Linked DNA regions of Homo sapiens: region 1 is linked to region 2. Evidence: chromatin contacts called from ENCODE Hi-C data. All regions are on one chromosome and are shown on one strand. Each heading gives the region's core, a stretch centred on a gene start or an enhancer-like site at or near the end of the contact. The rest is flanking DNA. Distances are from core to core; before and after follow the strand shown. Region 1 has its middle 8.4 kb from the start of LINC01227. Region 2 holds the start of WWOX (WW domain containing oxidoreductase).

Evidence for each region. Hi-C counts contacts between places; a loop is a spot of excess contacts on that map. Pooled maps may share reads with other maps.
Region 1: a pooled map shows a loop between it and region 2 (17-fold over the local background). The contact joins the enhancer-like site here to the promoter of WWOX in region 2. A Hi-C loop is called at or near these places in 9 of 50 pooled maps.

Annotation. Positions count from the first base shown.
Region 1 is chr16:80,579,130-80,583,308 of GRCh38, reverse strand. No RefSeq gene overlaps it. Among named protein-coding and RNA genes, the nearest start is that of LINC01227, 8.4 kb to the right of the region's middle. RefSeq lists an enhancer at 2,643-3,132. Within about 2 kb of position 2,653, at least 3 of the 41 ENCODE cell types and tissues checked have a DNase peak (open chromatin) inside an H3K27ac peak, as active enhancers do.
Region 2 is chr16:78,098,404-78,102,300 of GRCh38, reverse strand. It overlaps WWOX (WW domain containing oxidoreductase), which reads right to left and starts at 2,647. Exons shown (of 9, transcript NM_016373.4): 1 at 2,416-2,647. The coding sequence starts at 2,522. RefSeq lists an enhancer at 1,914-2,413.

The DNA of each region.
Region 1 (4,179 bases), core at 1,404-3,903, 2.5 Mb before region 2:
TCCAGTTAACGACCAAGTCCTTTGAAACCTGACTCCTCAACATTGTTCTTATCTATCCCTTCCTCTCATTCCTATCATGGTAGGTTCTTTCATTTTATCTCCTGATTCTCTCTCCTAGCTGGTCACCTACCCTTCAGTCTAATCCAGCATTTCCTAAACTTTACCTTTTTGATTTTGTCCACATCTCTCTCCCATCTGTAGTATTCAACCTTGCACGTTTGTTTACATTGACTGCATTTATTATATAAAATCTAACATTGTACTGTCTACATAAACACCTGTAAAACATATACACATACATTTTCTAAAAACTTAGCTAGTAAAATAAACCTGTGCACAACATAAAGACATAAAATACTTTGAAATATCTCCATTGGTGCATGGAGCACTCTTTGGGAAACTCGAAACCCATTCTTTACTCTGCAGCTGGGGTGGTCTTTTTATTAATTTAAAATTTTTTATTATTAAATGTTTTTATTTTAATAGCTTTAGGGGTACAAGTGGTTTTTTGTTACGTGGACGAATTATACAGTAGTAAAGTCTGGGCTTTTAGTGTAATCATCTCCTGAGTAGTGTGATGAGTACTTGGGTACGCATCACACTACTACATTGTGCCCAAAAGGTGATTTTTTTTCATCCTTTACCCCCCTCCCACCCTTCCTCCTTCTGAGTCTCTAATGTGATTATACCACTCTGCATGCTTTTGTGTACCTATAACTTAGCTCCCACTTATAAGTGAGAACATGCGGTATTTGGTTTCCCATTCCTGAGTTACTTCACTTAGGATAATGGCCTCCAGTCCCATCCAAGTTGCTGCAAAAGACATTATTTCACTCTTTTTTTAAATGGCTGAGTAGTTTTCCTTGGTGTGTGTGTGTGTGTGTGTGTGTATACACCACTTTTATATGGTATATACGTACATATGTATATCCATGCCATATTTTCTTTATCCACTCATTGGTTGATGGACATTTAGGTTGATTCCCTATCTTTGCTACTGTGCATAGTGCTGTGATAAACATATGAGCAGATATCATTTTTATATAATGATTTCTTTTCCTTTGAGTAGATACCCAGTAGTGGGATTGCTGGATCAAATAGCAGATCTACTTTCAGTTCTTTGAGAAATCCAGGAGTGGTCTTTTAAAAACACAAATTCGAATACATTACTCTACAGATTAAAATCCATTGAAGGCTTTGTACCAGATTCAGTTTAAATACCATCCTGTATCTGAGCACTTGCCTTGCTTTCTAGCTGGGGCAGCCCTAGCAGCGTCTTATATTGTTCCCTAGTTTTATAGCCAGGTTGTTGAGGCAGCAGGTGGGGAAGCCAGGTAGTAGGCTTCAGAGAGAATAGATATACATGTTTCTTATCAGACTTAAAGAGTCTTTTCTGTCAGTCTTAAGGTCTGTGTTGATGTTAATGCTCGTCAGCTGGGCCTGAATTACAAAGGGAGGAGCATGCCTCTACTGTTGCTCCAAATCCCAGTTACTGTTAGGGTCTCTCCGGCCATGAGCCTGCATGGCCCTCTTTTCTCCTGCCCAGGGGCTTCCTCCAGGTGCAAGACACTACATGATCCACCTGGTGTTCCCACATGCCCAGTGCTTACACATCAGAAGTGCAGGAGTTAATCACCTATGGGGCAAATGTTGACCAATGCCTTATGGAAGCCTTGTGTAAAGTCCCCTGTCTTCCCTCGCTTAGATGGATGTTTCAGAGATGCAATCTTTCTCACGTTCTCTGCAAAGATGCCTGGTAAAGCCAAAGAGATCATCTTGTCACCAAGTCATGACCAGTTGGGTAATGACATCCTTCTATTTGCTCCCAGTGCCTCCCTTACTTACTCCCCCTTTCCCTCATTTCTACTTCCCAGGGATTGCACTCCCTGGAAAGCTTTACCCTCGGGCTCAGTTTCCTAGGGAACCACGGACTAGAAGTTCTCATTTTGAGGTCTTCATAGACCTCATCTCTTCTCATGATGCCACTCCTTCTTCTCCCTGTACTCAATGTTCCAACTTCTACAATCTACTCTTGGTTTCCCCTACCAGCCAGCAGTCCCATTCCTTTGTTTACACTGTGTCCTTGTCTTCAAAACCTATTAATACCTATTATTCTATCAAGACTTCACTCAGGGATCACCCCTCTCCCCCACCGCCAGGAGCCTTCCCTGATCCTCCTCCCCTCTCCACATAGAATTAATCATTCCTCTTCTTCACCCTGTTGTATTCTTCCAGAGTTCTCTGATAGCAGCTCCACTTGGTACTTCATTGCATGTACTTATTCATGCTCAAATGCAAGTTCCACAAGGGAAGATATTTTTTGCATTTTGTACATTTTTGTGCCCATTTTTTGAATAAATGAATATCTGACCCTTTCAGCTATGCGACTATGTTTTGCACATCAGTGTCTCCAAATGCCATCCTAGGGCCATTGTAGGGTGTACAGAGCAGAAGCTCATACATATTTGATGAATGCATGAGTGAAATTTAGTCTAAATCATTGAGCATGTATTGAACAATCATCATGAGCAGAGATGAACCCCTCATGCTAACCATTTGCCTCAACAATGCACAAAGTTTCTCACAAAAAGCAGCCAGACGCTGTGGATGAGTCATTTCAAAACCAACCCAGTACTAAGAAGACAACCACAAGCTTTGAGTCGCTACATGGCTGGCCAGAAGCTTGATCTTCTGAGTGTGAGTCCCAGCTGGGAAGCACAAACTATTGTGTTCACCGCAGGAGTCAGAAATGCCTGGGCCTGTCTAGAAGATGATGGGATGGCCTCATGGAGATTCTTTGCTCAGGGTCTCCTGGGAAAGAAACATTCTGAAGGAAGATTGAATCCAGGCCAAAAGCTTGCTGCAAGAACAGAGGTCCATATCTGAGGAAGGCGCTTCCCCACTGAACTCCCCCTAGAGCAAGGCAGCTATGGTAAAACCTGAGCACAGAACCAAAGAGCTGCTTCATATCAAAACTTGGTGAGGCGCTGCAAGCACAGAGCCGTGGTGTTTTTTAACCAGGGAAACAGGATGTAGCCCGAGTGGGGATAGGTACTTTCCCACCAGGGGTGGTTGTTGGAGCCCATGATGGCGTCAAGCTAGAGGACATAGTGCAGTGCAGTGGGGCTTTGGGAACAGCAATGGACGCTTCCACAGAGAGATGGCGCTGGAGCTGGTGAGCAGGACTATATGGCAGGCTCCATGGAATACCTAAAAGGGGCTTGTTCTTGAGCTGATGTGTGATGCCCCTGGTAGCATATAGTGGGGATAATGGGAAGATTAAGTCAGAGAAGGAAAGTTTTTGTATTGCTGTTGCTATTTTATATTTTTATTGTTGTATCAAATGACCCTAGGTTCTGACATATATATAAACCATTGGTAATTGATTTAATTATATAATTTATGTAAAGTCTTAACCCAATGTCTGTACATAGTAAGTGCTCAATTGCTTTTAGCTATTATTATTATTATTATTAATGAAGGAGATAGTACTAATTCATCCAGGCCGCTATAACAAAATACCATAAACTGGGTAGCCTATAAGCCACTGAAATCCATTGCTCACAGTTCTAGAGGCTGGGAAGTCCAAGATCAAGGCACCAGTAGATTTTATGTCTGGTGAGAGCCTACTTTCTCAGATGGCACCTTCTCACTGCGTCCTCACATGATGGAAGGAGCAGGGAGCTCTCTCAGGCCTATTTTATAAGGGCACTGATTCCATTCATGGTGGATTTGCCCTCATAACCTAATCAACTCGTAAAGGCCCCGCCTCCTAATACCATCACCTTGGCAGTTACATTTCAACATAGGAATTTTAGGGGAACACAAAAATTCACACCATAGCACCAGGGTCGGGGATAGAGAAATGGCTTTTGATTACAATTGCTCTGACCCCTGTTTTTATCTCTGGACTAATAATAGGGCTGGGGATCACATAGGCAATGTTTAAATACGTGTGTTGAAGTTATTAAAAAAAGAAGGAGAGAAAGAGAGACTCAGAATAGAGACTTGCAGATTCTAGTTTCCATCTTGGTTCTACCCACATGGATTGAGTGTCACCATATGTCCCTGGGCTAGGCACTCTTGGCTTGCCATTGTACTTAACCCTCTTGGAATTTTTCTGAGTCGTAATTTTTCCCTGTGAAAGATAGGGAAACTGAGGCTTGGGGACTGGAAGAT
Region 2 (3,897 bases), core at 1,398-3,897:
CATGCAGGGGGTCTCTCCTCTCACTGTTCCCTCTACCTAGACTGCCCTCCTGCCCCACCCACCTCTACTTGAGCTCAAAACACCGCTCTGGGCTTGGCACAGTGCCTCAGGCCTGTGATTCCAGTGCTTCGGGAGGGAGGCTGGCTTGAGTTCAGGAGTTCAAACCAGCCTGGGCAACATGGTGAGACCCCATTTCTACAAAACATGTAATAATTAGCTGGGTGTGGAGGCACACACCTGTGGTCCCGGGTACTCAACAGGCTGATGCGGGAGGATCGCTTGAGCCCAGGAAGTGAAGGTTACTGTGAGGGTGCCACCATATTCCCTCACGACCCCCCCAACTACCTACACACACCTCATGCCAGACACACTACTTCCTGGTATACACACTGCGTGGGGACGCTCCTACACATGTCACTGTGCCCTAATAAGATTGGGTCCTAAGGATGACAACTGGCTCTTATTTGCCTCGGTATAACCAGTGCCAGCCAAAGGCCTGTCACATAATACCTGTGTGTGTCTTGAATGAACTCATCAGAACTTGGTTGTTTTTCCTCTACCTTGCCACCAAAGGCAGCAGTGGTTCACATCCTTGCATAGATTAGAATCACCTGGGAGGGAAGATTTTACAACCTACCAAGGGAGAGGGGAGGGGCCAAACCAATTAAATCAGAAATTCTGGGCTGACGCAGTGGCTCCTGTCTGTAATGCCAACACTTTGGGGGGCCGAGGTGGGCGGATCACTTGAGGCCAGGAGTTGGAGACCAGCCGGGCCAACAGCGCGAAATTAGCCAGGCCTGGTGGCGGGCGCCTGTAATCCCAGCTATTCGGGAGGCTGAGACACGAGAATCGCTTGAACTCGGCATGCAGAGGTTGCAGTGAACCGAGATCGCACCACGGCACTCCAGTTTGGGCGACGGAGCGAGACCCTGTCTTTAAAAAAAAAAAAAAAAAGGCCGGGAGCGGTAGCTCACGCCTGTAATCCCAGCACTTTGAGAGGCCGAGGCGGGAGGATCACGAGGTCAGGAGATCGAGACCATCCTGGCTAACACGGTGAAACCCCGTCTCTACTAAAAACACAAAAACTTAGCCGGGCGTGGTGGCGGGCGCCTGTAGTCCCAGCTACTCGGGAGGCTGAGGCAGGAGAATGGCGTGAACCCGGGAGGCGGAGGCTGCAGTGAGCCGAGATCGCGCCGCTGCACTCCAGCCTGGGCGACAGAGCAAGACTCCGTCTCAAAAGAAAAAAAAAAAAGAAAAACCCTCTGGAAGTGGGGCCCAGAAAAAGGCTCTTACAAAAAAAGTTTCCCAGATGCTGAAAATCAGATTTACATCCATGTTTCTCAAAACCAGGTGATATTCCACCTCACCTGGAAAGCTTAAAAAAAGAGACTCCCAAAGTTGAGAGTCGGCTACAGTAGGTTCTCTATGGAGACCCAAAACGTGTATTTAGGACATTTCCTAGGTGATTCTAAGGTGCCGATATAAGAGGCACTGTCGTATCTTAAGAGCAATCAAGGAACGACAGTTAAGGAACAGAGAGTACCTACTAGACACGGTGCTATGTGCTTTACGCACAGTGCCTGAACTGACCCTCGTATCAACCCATTTTACAGGTGAAAAAACCAAGATTAAACGTTATTTCAATGGCCCAAGGTCACACAGTTAAAGATGAAGGCTCTGCTGGGGTTTCCAAAACTTTCCCAGGAAATGATAGTGAAGCTATCTAGGACTGCTACTAAAAAATACTCCTGGCTAGGCGCAGTGGCTCACGCCTGTAATCTCAATTCTGGAGGCTGAGGCAGGTGGCCTGCTTGAGCCCAGTAGTTCGAGACCAGCCTGGGCAACATGGTGCGACCCTAGTCTCTACAAATACTTAAAAAATTAGTCGGGCATAGTAGTGCACGCTTGTAGTCCCAGCCACTCAAGAGGCTGAGATGAGAGGATTGTCTGAACCCAGTAGGTAGAGGCTACAGTGGGCTATGATGGCACCCCTGCACTCCAGCCTGGATGACTGAGCAATACCGGTCTGGACAAAACAAAACAAAACACAACAAAACTCCTATCCCTGCAACCCAGAGCCTGCAGGAGGGAGCTGAGCATGTGCGCTTTTTAAAACATCTTTATTTTTTGGCGGGGATGAGGCCGCTTTGCCCTCGCCGCGCCGCGCAGTGCTGCATCCTGAACAGCAGAGGGCGCGCCGGGAAGCCACCAGGTGACCCCCGCTGGACCCGAGGCCCACCAAGGGGGCCGGCCCCTACTGGGAACCCTGGACCCTTTTCCCTGAAGCTCCTTAACAGTTACTTTCACTTTGCACCGCACGCGCTGCGCTGGAGTGCGCGTCCTCCCCGCGCAGGTGGCGTCCGTGGGCTGTGCAGGGTCCCAGGTGCGTCCGCGGCCCCACTGCGGCCCCCTTACTTGGCGTAGTAAACCCAGCCGTCCTTGGTGGTTCTCTCCTCCCAGCCCGGAGGCAGCTCGTCCTCACTGTCCGTGTCGTCCAGCCCCGCGTAGCGCAGCGCTGCCATGGCTGACTGTGGAGGCACCTGGCCCCCCTATCGCCCGCTGCCGGGTCCACTCGCTCAGGAACTCACTCCCGCTCCAAACGAGACCCGCGCGCGTCGGGGCCCGACCGCTCACGCCTGCGCACTGCGCCCTCCAGGGGCCGCTCCGCCGACCACGAAGCTGAAATCCAGTCTCCGCAATATCGCGACGGCCGGCGTCAAAGGGGCAGGGCCTGGAGAGGAAGGCGGTGAAAGTGCCTAAGAGATCGCGCTGCCGCCGGGCTAGACAGCAAAGCCGGAGAGCGCTCCGAGGCGCTAGAGATAGAGCGGAGCCTTGTCAGCCTCCCCGCCGCAGGGAAGGGGCGTGCGCATCCAGTTTCGGGCCAGGACTCCGCCCGTTGCTGGGCGACCCGTAATCACTTCCGCGTTGTTCTGGCCAATCCTGCAGGAGCCCGGCAATTGGATATGGGAAATGTAGTCCAGGTGGCGCCTGACCAAAAAGCGGCGCCCGACTAAAAAGCGGCGCCCATGCTGTTGTCCTGGGCTTCTGTCTCTCCTTGCCTTGGGGTCTCGTGAAAGTCCGTGATCACAAACCTTCCAGGGCTTGCCAGCATTCGTGCTGATTCACAACCTTTGTTTTGCATATGAACACAATGTTAAAATATAACCTGGAGAACTTAAAACTGCTGATTCCTGATTTCCTGGTTTTAGAGAACTTTCTTTCAGCCAAAACACATAATAGAGACTGTGATAATAGAGACTGTTGTTTAATAGAGACTCATGATAATAGAGACTGATGATAATAGAGACTGATTGATAATAGAGACTGTTGATAATAGAGACTGATGTTTACGGAGCACTTAATGTGCGGTCCAGGCCAGAAATGCACAGACATCACATGTAGCTGACACCTTTGTGTAGTGGGCACAACTCAGACAGGGTAGCTAGGCCGGGCTCAGTGGCTCATGCCTGTAATCCAAACACATTAGGAGGCTGAGGCAGGAGGATCACTTGAGGCCAGGAGTTTGAGAACAGCCTGGGCAACATCGCAAGACCCCTGTCTTTACCAAAAATAATTATTTTTTTAGTTTGCCGGGCGTGGTAGTGCACATCGGTAGTCCCAGCTACTCATTGAGGCTGAAGGGGGAGGATCACTTGAGCCCAAGAAGTCGAGGCTGCAGTGAGCTATGATCGGGCCACTGCACTCCAGCATGGACGACAGAGAGAGCTGCTGTCTTTAAAAAACTGCCTCACCTTTAGAGAATTTCCTTTAGTAAGTCTGGAATAGGTCCAGAATCTGGAAAGAAAGGGAGGGAGGGAGGGAGGGAGGGAGGAAGGAAGGAAGGAAGGAAGGAAGGAAGGAAGGAAGGAAGGAAGGAAGGAAGGAAGGAAAATAAAA